Regions from separate parts of the Homo sapiens genome. Here regions 2, 3, 4, 5, 6 and 7 are each linked to region 1. A link is a contact called in ENCODE Hi-C or POLR2A ChIA-PET data. All regions are on one chromosome and are shown on one strand. Each heading gives the region's core, a stretch centred on a gene start or an enhancer-like site at or near the end of the contact. The rest is flanking DNA. Distances are from core to core; before and after follow the strand shown.

What was found. A loop is a pair of places that touch in the nucleus more often than their neighbours do. ChIA-PET counts read pairs that join two places held with the same protein, here RNA polymerase II (POLR2A). Pooled maps may share reads with other maps.
Region 2: a loop to region 1 is called in a map with no recorded cell type, with 7 times the contacts of the local background. The contact joins two enhancer-like sites. A Hi-C loop is called at or near these places in 1 of 168 maps with a recorded cell type or tissue (PC-9), 6 of 37 single-sample maps with no recorded cell type and 11 of 50 pooled maps. POLR2A ChIA-PET finds 5 or more read pairs at or near these places in 12 of 52 experiments (A549, AG04449, AG04450 and 9 more).
Region 3: a loop to region 1 is called in a map with no recorded cell type, with 4 times the contacts of the local background. The contact joins the promoter of IER5L here to the enhancer-like site in region 1. A Hi-C loop is called at or near these places in 2 of 168 maps with a recorded cell type or tissue (GM11168 and PC-9), 2 of 37 single-sample maps with no recorded cell type and 7 of 50 pooled maps. POLR2A ChIA-PET finds 5 or more read pairs at or near these places in 27 of 52 experiments (A549, AG04449, AG04450 and 21 more).
Region 4: a map with no recorded cell type shows a loop between it and region 1 (8-fold over the local background). The contact joins two enhancer-like sites. A Hi-C loop is called at or near these places in 1 of 37 single-sample maps with no recorded cell type and 9 of 50 pooled maps. POLR2A ChIA-PET finds 5 or more read pairs at or near these places in 2 of 52 experiments (H1 and WTC11).
Region 5: POLR2A ChIA-PET joins it to region 1 with 10 read pairs in activated CD4-positive, alpha-beta T cell. The contact joins two enhancer-like sites. A Hi-C loop is called at or near these places in 1 of 50 pooled maps. POLR2A ChIA-PET finds 5 or more read pairs at or near these places in 2 of 52 experiments (activated CD4-positive, alpha-beta T cell and activated naive CD4-positive, alpha-beta T cell).
Region 6: a loop to region 1 is called in a pooled map, with 5 times the contacts of the local background. The contact joins the promoter of IER5L-AS1 here to the enhancer-like site in region 1. A Hi-C loop is called at or near these places in 4 of 50 pooled maps. POLR2A ChIA-PET finds 5 or more read pairs at or near these places in 2 of 52 experiments (activated CD4-positive, alpha-beta T cell and naive thymus-derived CD8-positive, alpha-beta T cell).
Region 7: a pooled map shows a loop between it and region 1 (5-fold over the local background). The contact joins two enhancer-like sites. A Hi-C loop is called at or near these places in 6 of 37 single-sample maps with no recorded cell type and 5 of 50 pooled maps. POLR2A ChIA-PET finds 5 or more read pairs at or near these places in 2 of 52 experiments (PC-9 and common myeloid progenitor, CD34-positive).

The regions. Positions count from the first base shown.
Region 1 is chr9:129,582,802-129,585,579 of GRCh38, forward strand. It overlaps LOC105376292 (a long non-coding RNA gene), which reads left to right. Exons shown (of 5, transcript NR_188669.1): 5 at 1,572-1,752. Among named protein-coding and RNA genes, the nearest start is that of C9orf50, 37 kb to the right of the region's middle. RefSeq lists an enhancer at 973-1,530. Within about 2 kb of position 1,455, at least 6 of the 41 ENCODE cell types and tissues checked have a DNase peak (open chromatin) inside an H3K27ac peak, as active enhancers do; they include HCT116, where a contact is called at or near this core.
Region 2 is chr9:129,137,945-129,140,722 of GRCh38, forward strand. All of the region lies in intron 8 of PTPA (protein phosphatase 2 phosphatase activator), which reads left to right. Among named protein-coding and RNA genes, the nearest start is that of PTPA, 28 kb to the left of the region's middle. RefSeq lists enhancers at 544-1,171, 1,640-1,729, 1,802-2,429, 1,850-1,899, 2,190-2,349 and 1 more. Within about 2 kb of position 1,412, at least 41 of the 41 ENCODE cell types and tissues checked have a DNase peak (open chromatin) inside an H3K27ac peak, as active enhancers do; they include HCT116, where a contact is called at or near this core.
Region 3 is chr9:129,176,829-129,179,606 of GRCh38, forward strand. IER5L (immediate early response 5 like) reads right to left here and starts at 1,433. Exons shown (of 1, transcript NM_203434.3): 1 at 1-1,433. The coding sequence starts at 1,224. The coding sequence ends at 10. RefSeq lists silencers at 688-1,027, 1,258-1,637 and enhancers at 1,362-1,656, 1,394-2,317, 2,318-2,778.
Region 4 is chr9:129,201,548-129,204,325 of GRCh38, forward strand. All of the region lies in intron 1 of LOC105376289 (a long non-coding RNA gene), which reads left to right. Among named protein-coding and RNA genes, the nearest start is that of IER5L, 25 kb to the left of the region's middle. RefSeq lists an enhancer at 1,243-1,537 and a silencer at 1,291-1,700. Within about 2 kb of position 1,389, at least 29 of the 41 ENCODE cell types and tissues checked have a DNase peak (open chromatin) inside an H3K27ac peak, as active enhancers do.
Region 5 is chr9:129,955,493-129,958,270 of GRCh38, forward strand. It overlaps FNBP1 (formin binding protein 1), which reads right to left. Exons shown (of 17, transcript NM_015033.3): 6 at 1,868-1,972. Among named protein-coding and RNA genes, the nearest start is that of FNBP1, 86 kb to the right of the region's middle. Within about 2 kb of position 1,344, at least 7 of the 41 ENCODE cell types and tissues checked have a DNase peak (open chromatin) inside an H3K27ac peak, as active enhancers do.
Region 6 is chr9:129,234,803-129,237,580 of GRCh38, forward strand. IER5L-AS1 (IER5L antisense RNA 1) reads left to right here and starts at 1,427. Exons shown (of 7, transcript NR_187590.1): 1 at 1,427-1,509; 2 at 1,771-1,940. RefSeq lists an enhancer at 2,308-2,602.
Region 7 is chr9:129,269,559-129,272,336 of GRCh38, forward strand. No RefSeq gene overlaps it. Among named protein-coding and RNA genes, the nearest start is that of LINC02975, 11 kb to the right of the region's middle. Within about 2 kb of position 1,325, at least 6 of the 41 ENCODE cell types and tissues checked have a DNase peak (open chromatin) inside an H3K27ac peak, as active enhancers do.

The DNA of each region.
Region 1 (2,778 bases), core at 205-2,704:
TTTTAGTAGAGACGGGGTTTCACCGTGTTGGCCAGGCTGGTCTGGAACTCCTGACCTCAGGTGATCCGGCTGCCTCAGCCTCCCAAAGTACTGGGATTACAGGCATGAGCCACCACACCTTGCCACAAATGTGGTTTTTAAATGTGGTTTTTAAAAATATCTTGATAGCCATATTTCCAGTGACTCGGTTTCCTGTGTAATCCTACGTATTTGTTATGCATGTACAAAGAAGACAGGGCATGAAGGTGTCACCAGATGCCACAGCAGCCCACAGCACAGAAAAGGTCACAACCACCTACTTCAGAGAAAGGCACTGGGGACCTTGGCTATGTGGACAAGAACCAGGAGCTTGGGCTTCCCAGGCACAGCAGGGAAGCCTGCAGGGGCCTGACAGGTGGATAACCTAGTGCCCAAGGCAGGGCTGGGTGGAGGAGAGAGTGGCACCCTCTGATTGTCTGAGGTCTCTATCTCTAGAGGACAGTACCACAGATTGGAAGCCAGGTCTTTCCAGAGTCCCTGTGACCTCCTCTTTCTGCATGAAACCCAGATTGAGTAGGAAAATGTCCCCAGGAGGAAGCAGCCACTGCCCAAGGGAGACAGCTAGAGACTCGCTGGGCAGGCTACATCCCTGGGCTTCTCTCGGACCCGACAAGAGCCTGTCCATCCCTTCACCTCCACTAAGATCAGGGCACCCCAGGAGTCTCGGCAGGGCCACCCCAGGCTCTGCTCTGCCCTGGAAAGGTCCTCGTTTCACACTGACTCAGTTTCAGTTTTGGAAGGAGGTCAGAGGTTGCCTCCATGTCCCTTCTCCCCACTGGTTCTCTGGAACCCTCCATCATAGATGTCCCTGCCCTTCCTTCCCTGCTCAGGAGCAAAACCCCCAACCCCCAGGAGCTGGTCTCTCTAAGTCCTCTTGGATCAGGCCAGGCTCAGCCCTGGAGGCCACAGCTCAGGCCCTGAGCCAGCCCAAGGGGCAGGGCGAGGAACCTACATTGTTGTGTGCCCAGCCCCTTTAAGGGGCCCATACGGACAAGAGCAAATTCAGTAGGTTGCGTCATCCACTCTATAGTGATTAAACAGGGATGGTGGAGAAGTAGAGAAGTGTCAGCTCTGGAACCAGGTGGCCCTAGATTGAAATCCTAGCTCTGCTATTTACCAGCCAGGTGGCCTTGGATAGGTGATTTGACCAATACCGTTCCTCCGTTTCCCCACCTTGAGTGTTATTGCAAGGATTAAATGAGTTACTACAAAGTAAAGTACTAAATACATATCAGCTATTATTATTATTACTACTACTATTATTATTATGAGCCAGGAGATGGGGACTGTGACATAGGCTGCTGGTCTCTTCTCTCCTCTTCCATAAGAATAGTTCACCCCATCCTTAGCTGGGTGTATGGCCACCTGGCCCAAAACTACATTTCCCAGCATCCCTTGCTGCTAGATGTGACCATGTGATCAAGTTCTGGCCAATGAGATGCCAGGAGAAGTGGTTTGGCCCACTTCCTGGGAGTTTTCTTTAAAGGACAGGGGCAATGCCTTCTCCTTTTCTTCTCCTTTCTGCTGACCAGAATGTGAGCATGGAGTCTGGAGCAGGAGCAGCTGTTGTGCACTGTGAGGTTGAAGCCGTGTGTTGAGAATAGCAGAGCAACAAAGCAATAGGAGCTGGAGCCCCTAGGGGCCATGAAGCCCCTACCAGCCCTGGACTGCTTAGATTTACTTGAGCAAGAAATAAACCCTTGATTGTTTAAACCGGTGTGATTTGAAGTCTGCCCTGTTGGAAGCACAACCAGATCCTCTTTAACGAGGCACAGCAGAGAGTAACATGCACAGCCCCTGCCCTCTGGGAATCACTGTCTAGTTGGGGAGAGAGACAATAATCATGTAAACAAAGAAGGAAGTCGTGGTGGTTATGAAAAGAGCTATGAACGATGGGCCAGAGAACGTGGTGGGGAGTGGAGGAGGCATGGACCGACCCTGGGAGGACTCTTGAAGAAGGAGGCAGCTAGCTACCATCTAACTGGGAAGAGCAGGGAAGAGTGTCCCTGCAAAGGGAATGAAGGAGCACAGAAGGAGGCCGCTCAGCTCTGTGATTCAGAGCACAGGCCTCAAGAGTCGGGGGTCCTGGGCCCCTGGCCTGGCCCTGCCTCTCCCCCGGTGTGGGACCTGGGCAAGCCACTCCCCTTCCTCTCTCTGAGGCAAAGTGCTCAGCAAGTTCCTGACACATAGTAGATGTTCAACGAGAGATCATGGTTTTGGGTGGGGTGTGGTGGCTCACACCTATAATCCCAGCACTTTGGGAGGCCTAGGCAGGCAGATAGCTTGAGCCCAGGAGTTCAAGACCAGCCTAGGCAACATGACAAAACCCCGTCTCTACAAAAAATACAAAAATTAGCCAGGTGTGGTGGCACAGGCCTGTAATCCAGCTACTCAGGAGGCTGAGGTGGGAGGATCTCTTGAGCCTGGGAGGCAGAGGTTGCAGTGAGCTATGATTGTGCCACTATACTCCAGCCTGGTGACATAGCAAGGAAGGAGAGAAAGAAAGAGAAGAAAGAGTGAGAAGAGGGAAAGAAGGAAGGGAGGGAGGGAGGGAGGGAGGGGAGGGAAGAAGGGGAAAAGAAGGAATAAAGAAAGATTACTGTTTTAGAAGACACAGGTGAAATGTGAATGAAATCAGAGATGGGGTAAAGCCTGGGAGGGTCTGTTAGGTCTTTATAGCAGAGGGAGCATTTAGATTGGGTCCTGAAGGTTGTATAGGAGTTTTACTAAGATAGTGGG
Region 2 (2,778 bases), core at 162-2,661, 440 kb before region 1:
CTTGGTCACTAACTGGCCTTGGTGACTGCTGCAGCAGGTCTGAAAGGGTCGGGGCGGGCGGAGGTTTGTGGGGGAGGGTCAGCATCTTTCGGTGGGGCCCCACAAGGGTCTGTAGAACCATGTGCTGTGGATGTGTAAAATGAAACCACCAGAGGAGATGGAGCGAACTTCTGGTGCAGACAGCTTTTCTGTCGAAGGGACACGTCTCTGTCAGTGCCTGAGGACGTGGGCCCGAGCAAAGTGCTGGAGTGGGAGTGCGCAGGCCTGGCCTGTGGTGGCAGTCACTGGATAGCCAGCCCCACGGCTGGGTTCTGGAACTGGAAGTTATTGTCTCACCAAGGCAGGATTCCTTGCAGTGGGCCCTGGACCACTTGTGCGAGATCTCCTAGTGTGTTTGTTAAAACGCACATTCCTGGGCCCTCCATCCCAGCTTATTGCATCAGAATCTTAGGGGACAAGAGCCAGGAACCTGCATCTAAACACACGTGCCAGGCGACTGCACAGGAAAGCTGGGGACCCTCTGCTCTCTGGACCTCTCTTGAGGGAGGTGTTAGGACTTCTCATCCTCTCTGCCATCCCCATGCCCCAGTTTCCAAAGGGCGCCCTCGCTCAGCTATCTGGAGAGGGTTTGAGAGTTCTATCCCTCCTCAGTCCCTTTCCCGACACCAGCACGGATGTCTGCTGCCTCAGTGAGGTTCCTAGCAGGCCTGTGGATGCTGGCCACGGGGGCTGCTCTCCGTCCGGGCTGTGTATTCTGAGCCCCCGACGAGGTGGAGAAAGCTGGGTTATAACCAGCAGCCTTGGCTCCAGGCTCTTCCTGGTCAACATTCGGCTCAGGCTTCTGCCAAACTCCAGAGGCCAGAGGGGAATGACACATTTTTTCCAAGTCAGCAAATGGAGCCGGGACTGACGGCTGGGCGGCCACCACTTCATTCCCGGAGATCTGCTGCCCTCAGCAGTGTGGCAGGCCCAAGGTCGGGAGGACTTGGGGGCAGCCTGGCTCACTGCCTTGAAAGCCAGTCACGCGCTGCTCTCTGTGGAGTGGAATGTGGGGGTCTGCGGAGCCCTGGGGGACCTCAGGATAAGCTGGAGGAGCAGGGTGGGAAGAAGGGTGCAGATGCCACACTGAGTTCTTGGGTGTGGCTGAAAGGCTGAGCTGTTTGGGCTCCCCCGGCGGCTGGCCAGGCCTCTGGGTCCCTGTCGGTATTCTAACTAGGAGGCATGCCAGGCCTGGCCTCCAGGATTTTGGGAATTGATTCCATGGTAAAATTTTGTCTTTAGTTGGTTGGTTGATTTTGTTGGTATAAACACCCCAAAAGCTTTTCCAAAGTTTGGGACCCAGTTCCTCCAGTAGAGGAAATCTCAAAGTAGCCACTAGGTGGCAGGAGAGGCACACTGAACTTGGAGAGGGTTTGGTGACATTTATTTGAGGCAGCAGAAGGAACAGGGAGGGGAGGGCGTGCCTAGAGTTGTTGGCTGTTCCGCACCTTCTCCACAGGTCCGGGTTTTCACTTTGGGTCTAGGCTCTTGGGCATGGTGTTCAACAGTAGACCCTAGGAGGAGTGTGCCCAGGAGCCGGGGTGGCTGCAGCAAGGGCCCATCTTGCCACGTGGCCGCTGGTTGCAGCACACGTTGTGTTGGTTCTCCAGAGCGCCCACCCTCTTCCACCTCGGAGCAGTGAGCAGCATTTTGCAGTCCCTAGTTGGTGAGTGGCCTGGCCTAGCTCACTGGGGACCTGGAGGCTTGCATGGAGTTCTGTACGCCTTGCTTGGGAAGGAGGCAGTGTTTCCTCTGGAGACCCTGGATTCACCATGGTGCTCTTTTAACTGGGAGATTAACTAAAACACCGAGAACTTGGGAGTGGAATCAGGCAGCCCTTTCAGGGTCTCATGCCAAGACTGCCCTGATACCCGTGGGCATCCTAGGTGAGGGACCCCACCTTGCAGGGCCTCTACAGCCTCTGTAAATGCAGCCCTGGCGCCTTTAAGAGCCCAGGGCAGGCAGGAAAAGAATTTCAGTTTCAATCTGGCTTCTAAATTTGGAGTTTTGGGAAGGGAGGGATCAGATTTCAGCTGGAAGGGAAGGAGCTGACAGGAAGGCGCTGTGCAGAGCCTCCCCACCCCCGCCCATCCCCCCAGTTACTGACAGAGGAGCCATTTACAAAAGGCCGATTCTCTGGGGAGTGGAGAGGCAGGAACGCAGCGTCTGTGAGTAATTTCCTGCTCAATATGGCTGCTCTGACTCACACGATTCCCCTGGGGTCACTGCGGGCTGCAGCTCGCTCGCTCATTCTGGTTCTTTCTCTTCTCCCTTTGTGGCTAGAATGAGCTAATTTTTTCTTTGTCTTCCAGCCCCGATTCCTTTTTCTCCCACTCGTCTGTTTTCCTTTGCCAGAGTTACAGGCAAAGGACTGTAACCTCCCTGAAGGACTTAGGGAGACCCTGGGGTACTGAAGGCCTGGGGGCAGCCTGCAGCCCCTCCAAAGAAACTACCTCTCTGGCCTTTCTGTGTGTAGGGGCCCAGGGCCACTGGAGCTCCAGGACATGGGCCTAGCCCTGGCTCTGCCAGAGGCCTTTTGAGGATCTGTTCTTTGGCCCTGGTAGGCGAGGCTGGCCAGGAGGCAGGGGCTCTTGTCTTCCAGTGCCCATCTGCCTGCCTTTGCCTCGGAGCCCTTGCCGGGCAGGCCCCTGGCAGACAAAGCCGACAAAGCCGACAGGGTGCCTCCTGGTTGCTTGCTCAGAGGGCCCTGTCCAGAGAGTGAAACTGGTTACACAGCTC
Region 3 (2,778 bases), core at 183-2,682, 410 kb before region 1:
CGGGGGTCCCTAGAAGGCGACAATGGCTCGAGTCCAGGCGCCGAGGCTGGCGAGCGCCTGCTTGGCGCACAGCTGCCCGTTGAGCGGCGGCGGCTGCTCCGAGGAGTCCGGCTGTCGGCTCACCAGCCCCGAGAAGCCGGAGCCAAAGATGGAGATCAAGTTTGAGATGTTGGACGCGTCCGGGGACGAGTCCGGGCAGAAGTCCTCGAAGCGGGCGCGCTTGCAGGGGGCGAACGGGGCGCCCCCGGGGGGCTCGGCCCCCAGCCCGCCCGCATCCTCCTCGTCGTCTTCCTCCTCCTCCTGGCCAGGGTAATACTTGCGCTTGCAGCCGGCGGCGGACGCCAGGCCCGGTCCCGGAGCGCCCTGGCCACAGCAGGGGCAGTGGGCGGAGGCGCAGCAGTCCTGGTGCAAGTAGCCGTTCTCCACCGTGGTCACCACGTGAGTGTCTAGGTCCAGCACGGTGGTCTGGCTGCTGCAGTGCAAGCCGAAGTCCGAAGGGGTAGGGTATGCGCCCCGGTAGAAGCCGGGGGAGGAGGCGGGGGCCGGGGAGGCGGGCGGAGAAGCGGCGGCGGCCGGAGGGGCGGCCCCTGGGGGCGCGGAGCAGGCGGCCGGGGCGCGAGGGTCCCGCGGGCAGAGCGCAGCGGGCGCGGGCGGCGGCAGCGGCAGCGGCAGCGGCGCAGGACCCGGCTGCAGAGGCTCCAAGGGCTGCCCGCGGTGGGGCGCGCCGTGCGGCGGCTGGAGCGCGGCGCACCCGGGCAGCTCCGAGAGCGCCCCCGCGCCGCCCGCGGGCGCTCCGGCCGCCGCCGCCGCCGCGCAGCCCCTGGGCGCCGGGTGCTGGTGCTGGTGCAGCTGCTGCTGGAGGTGCAGCTGGTGGAGCTGGTGGAGCTGGTGCAGCTGGTGCCGGGCGGCCGGCTCGCGCGCCTCCGCGTCCCCGCCGCCGCCAAGTTGGAGCGGGCCGAAGTCGGCCGCGCTGGCCGGCATGCCCGGCGCCGCGTACGCTAGGTGCTGGTGCTGGTGGTGGGGCGGCTGCTGCTGTTGCTGCTGCTGCTGGCGCCGGTAGAGCTCGGCGTAGCGCTCGCTCAGGTAGAGCTGGCGCGCGTTGCGGAGCACGTAGGACACCAGGAGGTTCTTGTGCAGCTTGATGCCGCCGCGCTGGGTTCGGGAGCTGTGGATCTTGCGCAGGGAGATGCTGATCAGGCTCTGGGCGTCCAGGGCGCACTCCATGCTCCCGCGGAGACGGCGGCGGAGCAGCCGCCGCCGCTGCTGCTGTTAACGCTTCTGCTGTTTCTGCCTCCAGCCGGCCGCCGGGGCGCGCCGGGCAGGGGTAACGGAGTCCGGGTCAGAGGTTCGGCTGCGCTCCGAAAGGAGCCGCCACCATGCGCCGCGCGCCACCCGCGGGCTCGCGCTCCCCAGACGGCGCCAAAGCAATGAGTCTCGGCCGGCCCCGGCCCCAGCTATTTAGCCGGGTGCCCGGGCCCCGCCCCACATGAGAAGAGCCAATAGGAGCTCTGAGAGTCTCCTGAGTGACAGGCGCAGCCCGCCCCGGGGCTACTCGGCTGGCCAATCAGACCAAGGCGGTTCCTTTGTGCTATTCAAATACCGAACGGACCCCGGGCCTCCAACGCCGCTGCTGCCTCGAATGTTCTCCTGGGGCTGCCGCGCCGCGCGGGACTCGGAGCCGCCGGGGCCGCAGTCTGCAGCATAGGTCGCCTGGCAGCGGCCACGTTGAAGCCCGCGGCTGCCCTCGCCTTAGGTCCCGGGAGCCGGGGGTCGGCTCACCTGAGTGCTGCGGCGACGGCTCCTCCCCTTTCCGCACGGCTGGGCCTCACCTGCGGCAGGTGCGCGCCGCTCATCGCTCCCCCAGCGGCGCGGCGCCTCCACCTGCGCACCTGTCGCCCCCCCGAGTGACCCGCGGGAGTCAAGGCCTCTCTACAGGAGGCTGGTGGAGCCGCCGGCTTGACACTGGGGAACATCAAAGGAGCGAGGTTTTGGGGGTACCCTCTACCGCAGAGAATGTAGGGCCTGACTCCTTGACTTTTTGGTCGAGGGGCCTCTGGGAATGCTTGCGGAAGGGAAGTCCTCCCCATTTGTCTGACAGGAAAAACCAAAACATCGTGAATTTTGACCTTCTCTGATGGAGAGAGTTCCGAGGCCAGGCATGACCCAGGGAGTGTGTGGACCTCGCGACCAGCTGAGGCTCAAAAGCGTCCTGGGAGCCGAAACGCTGAGTGCCCTAATCACCAGCTCTGTAACCTTTCCTTTCGTGCCTAACTAATAATAATGACAATAGGGACTATTATTATGGGCCTAATATGGGGCAGGCCCTTCCCAGCAACTCCCCAATGCCTCACTCTAACGTTTGTAGAGGAGGGGCCTGAGGCTCGGAGGAGTGGAGTGACTTGGGGAACCACACAGTTCCCAGGGGGCGGAGCTAGGAGCTGGGACAGGACCCTGCGCTCGAGACGGGAGGTGAATACCAAAGGCCCGGGGACTCACCGACTTAACTTCTGTTGACACAGCTTTCCTTCTTATCCTGAACCCTTCAGGTCCCAGCTGGGGACTGAGACAGTGGGAGAAGAGAGGGACAGGATTGCTGATTCCTGGGGGCGCTCTATCTGGACCAAGAGGCCTGAAGGGGGCTGGTTGCTGCTCCCAGGGGTTTCAAAGGTGCCTGGGGTGGGGGCTGCCCAGACAGCTCTGGAGGCTCTTGGAAATGGTCTGGAGGTTTGCCTGAGGAGGGTCCATGAGTGGATCCCTGAAGGATGAACGAGGTCTGCA
Region 4 (2,778 bases), core at 139-2,638, 380 kb before region 1:
GGCATGAGGTGGGTGTATTTTTCACTGATGGGGAACAGGCAGAGACGCAAGCTCCCTTGCTTGAATGAGGACTGTGCTCGCCCTGCAGACTCTGGAAGAAGGGCTCCATGCTCAGCCCGCACTGGGCATCTCTGCCTGCCTGCTCAGGGTAGAAGGGCCACTCTCTTAGGGATGATTCAAGGGTCTTGGAGGCCCTATGCGGTCAATCTTGTTTTCCTGCCACATCAAGGGAGTGTGCAATTTTCGAGGCCCCGAGCCCTGTGTTTTCACTGAGGGCAGACATAGGGCATTCGCTGTCTTTGCCCGTGGAGCTGTTCCTCACACTAACCATGCAGGGCTGGGTGGGAGACATGTATGGGGGGTGGGGTGGGGTGGGAGGGGGCCAAGAAGACATGTAAGACCCGGGGCCCTGTCCTTGGGAGTTTAACATCTGGGTGGGCCTCCTTGGACCAACTTCCTCTGATCTGCTTGTGACTTCGGGAAAGTCCCTTCCTGTCTCTGGGACAATTTTTTTTTTTCTTTTTTTTTTTTTGAGACAGAGTCTCGCTCTGTCGTCAAGGCTGGAGTGCAGTGGCATGATCTCGGCTCACTGCAACCTCCGCCCCCTTGGGGCAAGCGATTCTCCTGTCTTAGTCTCCCAAGTAGCTGTGACTACAGGTGCGCACCGCCATGCCTCCCTAATTTTTGTATTTTTAGCAGAGACAGGGTTTCACCATGTTGGCCAGGCTGGTCTCGAACTCCTGGCCTCAAGTGATCCACCCACCTCGACTTCCCAAACTGCTGGGATTATAGGCACGAGCCACCACGCCTGGCCTCTGGGCCAATTTCCTCATCGGTATAATGAAGGGGTTGGCAGGGCTAGTTCTGAATTTTCCCAACCCACCCATAAAATTCACCCTTCAAATTCTAAAGATTCCATTCCGTGGTCTAACTCTGTGTGTCTGTCCTTGGTTCCAAAAGTCCCCGTCCTTGTGGCCCCTGTTGTTTTGGACCCATCACAGGTAATTATGTATTTGTGTGATTAAACATCCCTGGCCTGTCTCCCTGCCTGGGCTGTGTGCTCAGCAAAGAACCATGCCTGTCTCTGTCTTTGTCCTTTAAGAGATCAGCACAGGGCCTAGCGCATAGTAGGTGCTCACTAAATACTGTAGCAGCTGGTATTGTTGGGAAATGATGCTGGGAGAGGCTGCTGCTGGAGAGAAGGGAGCCACCGACCGCCCTGCAGGCAGTCAGCGCCCTCAGTCCCTTCCTCCTCGCGGGCCGCAGAGGCTCCCCTTTCCCCGAGACGATAAGAATGCCCAGACGCCCCAAAACCCAGGCCGCGCCCCTCCGGGTAGAACTACAGTCCCCAGAAGGCCGCGAGGGGCGGAGCCACCAGCGCCCGCCCCGCCCGGGCCCGCCATGCCGCACAGCATCATGGGAGTTGTAGTTCAGGCCCTGTCCCCCGGGCAGCCGCTGGCGCGGACGTTCGCGGAGCAGCCCGGCGCCCGCGCGGCTCACGGGGCCCTAGGACCCCTCCCCTGGGGGACCTCCACCCTCCGCAGGCCTTTTGAATTAATCCTACTGCGCCGGGGACCCCAGGACAGTTCTGTCGCGTACTCCCGGGACCCTTTAAGGGGCGGGGCTGGGATCCTGCCCCACCCTTGACTCCCCCACCCTCCTCTCTCAAACATCACCCCGGGCGCTTTAAAACGCTTGATCTCGCTGGAACCTTTTCGGTCTCCGTTAGCCACACCTTGATTGTCGAGTGTGTGTCTGGCCCTTTGGGGACAGCGCTTAAAGTCGGGGTGGGCGGGGGAGGGGATCACCGACATTCAGTCTTGAGTGACACACCAGATGACCCCACCGGAGAGGAGGAGGGTGGCACAGGGGCCTGACGGACCTGGGGTATGGGCAAGGCTTCCAGGGGCCGGTGACATTCAGACTAGGCCTGGGTTGGCCAGGGCAGGAGCAGGGAAGGGTGTTCCAGTCAGAGGGAACAGCATGAAGGAGGGCTTCGAGGCTTTAGGGGAAGCAAAAGAAGGCCTGGGAGGCTGGCAGGCAGAGAACGGCTGGGGAGGGGCCGCTGGGAGGGGTGGAGAGGTGAGTAGGGCCCGTGGGAAGCACCTGGCGAAGAGTGTTTCTGATCCCCAAATCCAGTATGCGTGCCGGGTTCTCGGGCAGAGTGGCCAGGCGGAACGTGACCAGGGTTCAGTGGCAGAGCCTGGAACCAGCCTGGGGGTCCTGCTTCTCAGGCCCCGGCGTGTCCTTAGGGGAAGGGGAAGGAGACTTCCCAGGGCAGGGCTGCAGCAAGAGCTGGCACAATGCCATCCTCAGGGGGCACAATGCCCCCTCAAATCCCAGAAGCAAGGGGTTTGAGGAGGGAGTATGGGATATATGGGGAGGAGCAACATCCCTGCTGCTTGGAGGGGGAAACTGAGACCCTCACAGATTTTTGCTGAGTGAGCTTCTGTGAGGTCCAAGAAAAATCTTTTCCTCCCCGGCCTCTAGCTGTCAGGAGCCCGCCATGAAAAATAGGGGAGGGTCATTTTCACACCCTCCCCCATTCCAGATGTGGCAGGAGCAGGAAGGATTTGTGCCAGATGTTGGGGTCTGCGGGCCCAGCAAGTTGCCTGGGGCTCTGCTATTGAAAAGTGAACCTTAACTGGGTTGGCTGCGCTAGCGGTGATGGCCGTGAGATCCTGGGGGATGTGCTCCGTGGCCCTGGTCATGTCTGAAGGGAGAGGCAGGGAGCCCAGGCCTCACTGTCAGCAGCACCTGACTTTTGCTTCCACGGTC
Region 5 (2,778 bases), core at 94-2,593, 370 kb after region 1:
CCCAAAGTGCTGGGATTATAGGCATGAGCCCATACACCACACCAAAAAAAAAAAAAAAATTATTTATTTAGAGACAGGGTCATTAGCAGGGTGTGGTGGGCTCCTGTAGTCCCAGCTACTCAGGAGGCTGAGGCAGGAGGATCACTTGAGCCCTGAAGACAGAGGTTGTTGTTAGCCAAGATCACACCACTGCACTCCAGCCTAGGCGATACAGCGAGACTCTGTCTCAAAAAATAAAATAAAATAAAAAATAAAAATAAATAAATAAACATAAAAAATAAAATAAAAAGAGACCATATCTCGGTATCTCTAAAATATATACATATATACTTCTTTTAGCGCGCACACACACACACACACACACACACACATATATGAATGATACATACACTGATTTGCCTCATTCAACATAAAATATCTTTTGAAACTTTGGGCTAATCTAACTTATTTTAATTGAATAACATTTTAAATATTTAACTTTAGCAGCAAATTAATGTCTTTTGGTAAAGTAAGTATCTCCATTTTGAGATCAAATACAGATATTGAGAACACTCCCCTGCTCCTGAGATGGGGTCTCGTTATGTTGCCCAGTCTGGACTCCTGGGCTCAAGCAATCCTCTTGCTTCAGTCTCCTAAGTAGCTGAGTCTAGGGGTATGTGCCACAGCACCTGGCAAGAATATGTATTTTAATATATTTAATAATTTTAGAGAAAGGCATACTAATATTAACGTATACCTAGTCTTTAAGCAAGGAATTTGGCAGAATTTGGCAAATAATAGTTCACACCATTTCCCAACTAAACTCAACTCTAACTGATCTGTCAAAAGCTCAACAAATCTATAAAAACTCAGTGCTTTCACCCACATACAGCATGAAGCTATGAATGCCCAAACAACCATGGGCATCATGAATGAGTCCTTGTTATGTAAAAGCCTAATTTTGTTTACATTGTATTGATGACTTTAATAAAAATAAAATTCAGCTTCTAGGGAAAAAACGCATATTGAGCCACAATGAGAAACAGTATACACTTTATAATATTTCTAGTTGGCAATACAAGTCCATTTAGAGAAAAGCTTTTGAGAGGACTGAAATATGCAAGGCTTCAACTACAACCTCACTGTTATCAACCAGGAGGAATCAATTAGAAGTCAGGCAAGCAGTGAGACTATTGCTCTAAAGGAACCATTATAAGCAGCCAAGCTCTTCCAGATGGCCCTGTCCTGTCTCCTCCGGCTCTCAAGAAATTGACTTTCTCTTTGAAAAGCCATTAAGAGCCACAACCTTCTGGAACGTTGTTCCCAGACTGTTCATAGTCTAAGTCTCCACTTTATCACCCTGGTGACTCAACAGATAAAACGTCTCAAATTCTAACACCGAAGATTCCCCACACTTGAGCTTCTGGTCCCCACAATGGTTGACACAAAATGAAAATGATTCCCCATGTAGCGCCTTTTGTGGCTACATTAGAAATGAGAACTTGGGGATGGGTGGTCGGTGATGAACACTCACAGGGGAAATGAAAGACACACTTGAGCTTTCTTTTGTCTTTTTTTTTTTTTGGCGATAGTTTCGCTCTTGTTACCCAGGCTGGAGTGCAGTGGCGTGATCTTGGCTCACTGCAGCCAACGCCTCCTGGGCTCAAGCGATTCTCCTGCCTCAGCCTCCCTAGTAGTTGGGATTATAGGTGCCTGCCACTGCACTCAGCTAATTTTTGTGTTTTTCGTAGAGATGGGGTTTCACCATCTTGGCCAGGCTGGTCTCGAACTCCTGGCCTCAGGTGATCCGCTCACCTCAGCCTCCCAAAGTGCTGGGATTACAGGCGTGAGCCACCGTGCCCGGCCCACACTTGAGCTTTCACCTCACCTTTTCAACATCCGCTTTTGTGACATTGATGTCAGCGTCCATTTTCTCAAAGTACTGCTGCGCCCTGTCCGCCTCTTTGCAATCGCGTTCAAATCGCCTTTTACTCTAAAATCAGAGGAAAATAATTATGAAACCATAAGAGTCCTACGAGAAGATGTAATTTTATCTAAAGCTCCCAAAGAGCATTGTTCTTTTTCTTTTTTTTTTCTTCAGTCAGGGTCTCACTTTGTCACCCAGGCTGGAGTGCAGTGGCGCCATCTTGGCTCACTGCAGCTTTGACCTTCCCGGCTCAGGTGATCCTCCCACCTCAGCCTCACTAGCTGCTGTGACTACAGGCATGCACCACCATGCCCAGCTAATTTTTGCATTTTTTTGTAGAGACTAGGTTTTGTCATGTTGCCCATGCTGGTCTTGAGCTTCTGAGCTCAAGCAATCCTCCCGCCTCTGCCTCCCAAATTGCTGGGATTACAGGCGTGAGCCAATGTGTCTGGCCCAAGAATACTCTTCTCTGAATTGATTTCTTATATGTCATAATTTCTAGAAGTTATTTTAAAATCTGCATTTATTTCCATCAAAACTGTCTAATCTTTATTATTTCCACGTGACTTTTAGAAAAATACTCAACTTGAGCTCTTTTGGCTCAACTTTAGATAATGGTTCTAGAAACAAATTAAATGAGAAAAATCTATAAAGATGTTTCATTAGTGTTTTTATGTGCATGTTTTTTACTTTCTGATTGACTCAAGCTTAAATTAAATTGAAACTGGAAAATCTATAAAGACATTTCCTAGGCTGGGTGCAGTGGCTCACGCCTGTAATCCCAGAACTTTGGGAGGCCGAGGTGGGCGAATCACTTCAGGGCAGGAGTTCAAGACCACCCTGGCCAACATGGCAAAACCCCATCTCTACCA
Region 6 (2,778 bases), core at 177-2,676, 350 kb before region 1:
GCACCCCTCTGGAGCCAAGCCCTTCCACAAAAGTCCCAGCTGCTGCTGGCAGGGTGGAGGGACATCTGGGCCACACAAGCCTTGGTGCCTCTGCCAGTGCCAGAAACCAGGCATCACCCCACAGCTAATGTAGGCCTGGTTGGCAGGGAACATGGCCTGCTGGGAGCTCGTGCCTCTGGGCCTCTCCAGCCTCATCCCTGCCCACCCTGCCCCCACCCCCATGCCATCCTCTGTCTTGGATCCTTTGCTCCAGCTGTTCCCTCTGCTGGAACACCTTTCCTGCCCGGCCTCCTTTCCCCCAATCTGGACGCCTTCCTCACCCTGGAAAGGCCCTTCTTCCCTCTCCCATTGCACTATGCCACTTGGACATGGACCCTGTCACTTGGCTGTGTACCCCTTGGTTGGCTTGCCCATCTGTTCTACGAGGGTATGGTCCTCGAGGGCAGGAACTGTCCCACTCTTGGGACTGAGCCCTGGCTTGGCCATGCATGGCGTGAGTGGAATGAATGAATGGACGCCCGCTCTGCTTGGGAGACTGCACCTGTCCATTAAGCACCTGCTCCAGGCCAGGCCCGTCACCACCCCCACCCCCCACTGTGCTCGGGCTCCTTTTGGGCCACCATGAGCTCATGAGGTCATCGCATAGGCTCATAAAGTTGTTGTTATTGTCGTTGCTATTTTTCATCCCTGTCTTAGCCTGGTTGCCCTGAAAACAGAGCCTGTGATGAAGACTCAGGTGCAAAAGGGAAGGGCTCCGAGGGGGCTGTGTGAGGGGGTGGGAGAGTGAGGCTGAGCAGGAGAAGCCCATGTTAGGGTGTCATGGGGCTGGTCACCACTGTGGGCAGGGTGGCCTCCATCCCTACTGGGCCCCTCCAAGGGGTATATGGAAAGCAGCCCTCATCCCTCCAGCGTCCCAGCCCTCGTTGGTAGAGGTTGCCCTGGGCAACCCCGAAGTGCAGGCCTTTGGTGAGGACTCCCATTGGTGCCCCTCACCACTGTGTTGTCAGGGGGTGGGTAGGGGATGCAGAAAGTGAACTGAAGGACACACAGTGGGTGCAGGGGGCCACGCGCCTGCTGGGGTCTGTCCCCTTCCTGGAGCTTGCCTGGACGCAGTGATGAAGCTGCAGGCATGTGACACATTTGCTTCAGCTCCCATTCTACAGACAAGTCAACTGAGGCCCAAAGGTGAGGTCATTGGAATAGTGCCTACAGTCACTTTAAGGATGCAAAAGTGCTTTGAAGACTGTCAACTTCATTCTTTCATCCTTTCAAACCACATCCTGTTGCTGCAGGTGGGGCACGTGAGAAGCTCACATCCCTGCCCCAGCAGCTTAGGTCCTGGGGGTGGGACTGTGGGTGCTCACGATCCTCAAAGCTGCAGTGCCCAAGGTTAGGGAGCCACTGCTGCTGCGGGGCGGGGTCAGGCAGAGCCAGGCTGTGTCCTGGAGCCATCGGCCCCGTTGCAGGTGCTGCTCTGACTCTTCAAGTCTGTCCTCTCCCATGAGACGGGTGAGTGACAAGGCTCACCTTACACGGCAGTCTAGGGGGACTCAGTGGGTCTTTGCTGAGATAAGTGTGCAGTTGGGAGTTCTTGGAGCTGGGCAGCCCTGGGGCTGCAGGGACAGGCTCTGGGGTGGGTGGGGAGGATGCTGGGTGGGCGAGCAGACTCTGGGGGAGGGCAGACCCCGTGCCAAGGACTTTTTGCACCTTTTCCTATTTCACCCTCCCAGTTGCCCTGTGAGGCACACACGTGATCATCCCATTTTACAGATGCAAAGGAAAAGTGGCTGCGAGGGCCAGCTGCTTGTTCAAGATCATGCAGCCAGCAGTGGCAGAGCTGGGGACAGAGCCACGGCTGCTTACCACGAGACCACGGGCCTCATAGTGGAGGCCTCAGTCCCCAGCACAGTTCCTGAGACACAGGGCTTTGGAATGACATGGTGTGTTCCTGGGGGCTAGGGGTCCTGGGAACACGGGGCAGCCGGGGGTCCTACCCAAAGCCAAGCCTGTGTGTGGTAGGGGCTGCTTTCATTCTCTTTCCCTCCCCTCAACCTCCCCCCTGCCCCCGGCCCCTCCCCACAATCATTTTTTCTGCTTGCCCTGCAAGGATGTAGCCCAGCGGCTGTTTTCAGCTCTGGAAGTACCGTGCCTATAGACAGCGCTTGGCCAGGGCCTGGTTCTGGGGCCCCTCCCAGCCCTCTCCCCTTCAGATATTGAGGTTCCTCTTCCAAACGCTGGAGGAGTCCAGGGGCTTGCTGCCGGGCCAGGCCTGATTCTAGCCCACCTCCCTCATCTCCAGTCCTCACCTCCATCCCTGCCCAGGTAGTGAAATTTTAAACAGGCACATTCCTTCTGCCCAATTTTCATTAATTGGATCTAAAAGGGTTTCTATTTTCTCCCTGAACGCTGATTGATCCTGCCGAGGTAAACAGCACCGCCAAAAACAGGGAGGGGGGTGCTGCCGAGGGAGGGAGACGGGATAACTAATGTTACTTGACATTTACTCAGAGAGAGGAAGGGAGGAAGGGAGGGAGGGAGGTGAGTCACACGCCAGAGCCTCAGCCCCCAGATTCTGCAGAAATGAACAGCCATGAGGCAGGCGGGAGCGAGAGGGCTCCGAGAAGCTTCAGTTCCCCCAATTTTGCAGGCTTCAGGGACCCCTGGGGGTTCTCCACTCCTGGGAGGAGAGGGTCTCTGCGTCCTTAAATGGCTGTGCATTTAGCTCTGAAGGTGGGACCCCTGAGGACGCAGGCAGGCTGAGCTGATGGCTTTTCTGTT
Region 7 (2,778 bases), core at 75-2,574, 310 kb before region 1:
TATCACAACCTTTCACCATATTATTAAATCACTTTTTTTTTGAGACAGAGTCTTGCTCCATTGCTCAGGCTGAAGTGCAGTGGTGCAATCTCGGCTCACTGCAACCTCCACCTCCCTGGCTCAGGTGATCCTCCCACCTCCACCTACCAAGTAGCTGGGACTACAGGCGCCTGCCACCATGCCCAACTAATTTTTGTATTTATTTATTTATTTTTGAGATGGAGTTTCGCTCTCGTTGCCCAGGCTGCAGTGCAAATGGCGCGATCTTGGCTCACTGCAATCTCCGCCTCCCAGGTTCAAGTGATTCTCCTGCCTCAGCCTCCCGAGTAGCTGGGATTACAGGCATGCGCCACCACGCCTGGCTAATTTTGTATTTTTAGTAGAGACAGGGTTTCTCCATGTTGGTCAGGTTGGTCTCAAATTTCCAACATCAGGTGATCCGCCCACCTCGGCCTCCCAAATTGCTGGGATTATAGGCATGAGCCACTGCGCCTGGCCTAATTTTTGTATTTTTAGTAGAGATGGGGTCTCACCATGTTGGCCAGGCTGGTCTTGAACTCTTGGCCTCAAGTGTTCCGACTGCCTCAGCCTCCCAAATTGCTGGGATTAGAGCCATGAGCCACCATGCTGGGCCCATATCATGAAACCACTTTTGACAGCATAATTTTAATGGTGGCACAGAGTCCGTTATCATTATTTATTTACCCAGTCCCGTGTGGATATGTAGGTTGCTTCTGACATTTGCGTTTGTATGTCATGCTCCAGTGAACATCCTGGTGATCAACTGGGTGGCCCCATCTGCAGATGCACTTGTGAAACCTACCTTGGTTTCCTGCCTGAGCCTCTCCTGTATCGGTGCTTAAAAGGGTGCCCTAACTCTGCAGAAACTATCAGTAGAAATGAGTGTAGGGGGCCAGGCGCGATGGCTCACGCCTGCAATCTCAGCACTTTGGGAAGCCAAGGTTGGTGGATCACTTGAGGTCAGGAGTTCGAGACCAGCCTGGCCAATATGGTGAAACCCCGCCTCGAATAAAAATACAAAAATTAGCTGGGCTTGATGGCGCGAGCCTGTAATCCCAGCTGCTTGGGAGGCTGAGGCAGGAGAATCACCTGAACCTGGGAGGCAGAGGTTGCAATGAGCTGAGATTGCACCATTGTACTCCAGCCTGGGTAACAGAGTGAGACTCTGTGTCAAAACAAAAAAACAGAAGAGTGTAGGGGGTGAAATGTACGTTCTTGGGCTAAGTTGTGTGAAAAGCCTGGATTTTCCAGATCTGATCTCCTTTTGCCCTGTGCCCCCTTTCCTGCTGATGTCTTGGCAGTGGGGAGAGGAGGGGTGACAAAACCGAAAGTCTCTCTTTTTTTTTTTTTGTAAAGTCGTCTCTTACAGGAAAATATGTGGTCCTTTCAAAGCCCTATCCCTTGTAAGGGTGGTTTCTCTGCACTCGGGGGGGTCTCCCTCCTGTTTCCTTTTGAAGATGGTGTCTGGCTGTGTGGAGAAGCTTGCATGGGCCAGGACAGGAGTCTCTTGCCCTACTTGCCATCACTGGACCTGCTCAGGAGGGGCGGGTCTGGTCTGCCCTGGTCTCCGGGAACCGCATCCACGTTCTCTGAGGCTGACTGGACTTCGCTTTGCCCTGAAAACTTCCAATTCACAGTCAATCTTCTTCCCATATGTTGTTTTTTTCTGTGGCTGCTCTAATAAAGTCCCACAAACCCGGTGGTTGAAAACCACAGAAATGTGTTCTCTCACAGTCCCAGAGGCCAGAAGTCTGAAATCAATGTGTGGGCAGTGCCGTGCCTCCTCTGAAACCTCTAGGGGAAGGTCCTTTCTTGCCTTTCCGGCTTTAGCCCCAGACTTACAAATGCATCTCTCCACTCTCTGCCTCCAATGTCACATGGCATTTTCCTCTTCTTCTAAGAACACCACTCATATTGGATTAGGCCCCACCTAATGACCTCTTCTTAATTATATCTGCAAGGACCTTTATTTCCAAATAAGGTCACATTCACAGGTACTGGGGGTTAGGGCCGCAGCATATCTTTTTTGGGGACACACTTCAACCCATAAGACCATCCCATTCAGTTCCTGGGCTTCCTCCACTCAGCTGCAGGGGTTGGGGGTCTCTGTGAGACTGTCCTCAGCCCCTCTGCCTGGGGACTGGGGACCCTCAGTCATTTCCATCTGCTGCAGCCTGGCCACACTGGGTGCAATGTCAGGCCTAAGGTGAGCCTCGCAGACCCCTTAGGATGCATCCTGGGGACATAGGCACCAGCTCTGATGTCCTCGGATCCCCCAAACCTATCTGAATCTTTCTACTGCCCCCAGACGCCTCACGCCTGACTTTCAGCCTCCCTTCCCCTCCTCCTGCCCTGAAAGGGGCTTCCAGTCCCCGCTGCTGTCTAGCAGGGACTCTCCTTTTGTCACAGTCCCCTTCTTCCCTAGTCAGGGATGCAGATGGTATCCACACGGCTCTTCATGGGACCAAACGCTTCATGGTTTAAGTTTTATGGTAGGGAGATGCTGGGGAGAGAGAAAATGTACTGAATTAGCAACAGGGGAGACACAGCAGGAAACATTTCCACAATTCTATGCCTGTTGAAATGATTTTGATGTTGAGCCCTATTTGCCTTGACCTTTTTTCTTGTTTTTTTTTTGAGATGAAGTCTTGCTCTGTTGCCCAGGCTGGAGTGCAGTGGTGTGATCTCAGTTCACTGCAACCTCCACCTCCCGGGTTCAAGCAATTCTCCTGCCTCAGCCTCCTGAGTAGCTGGGAT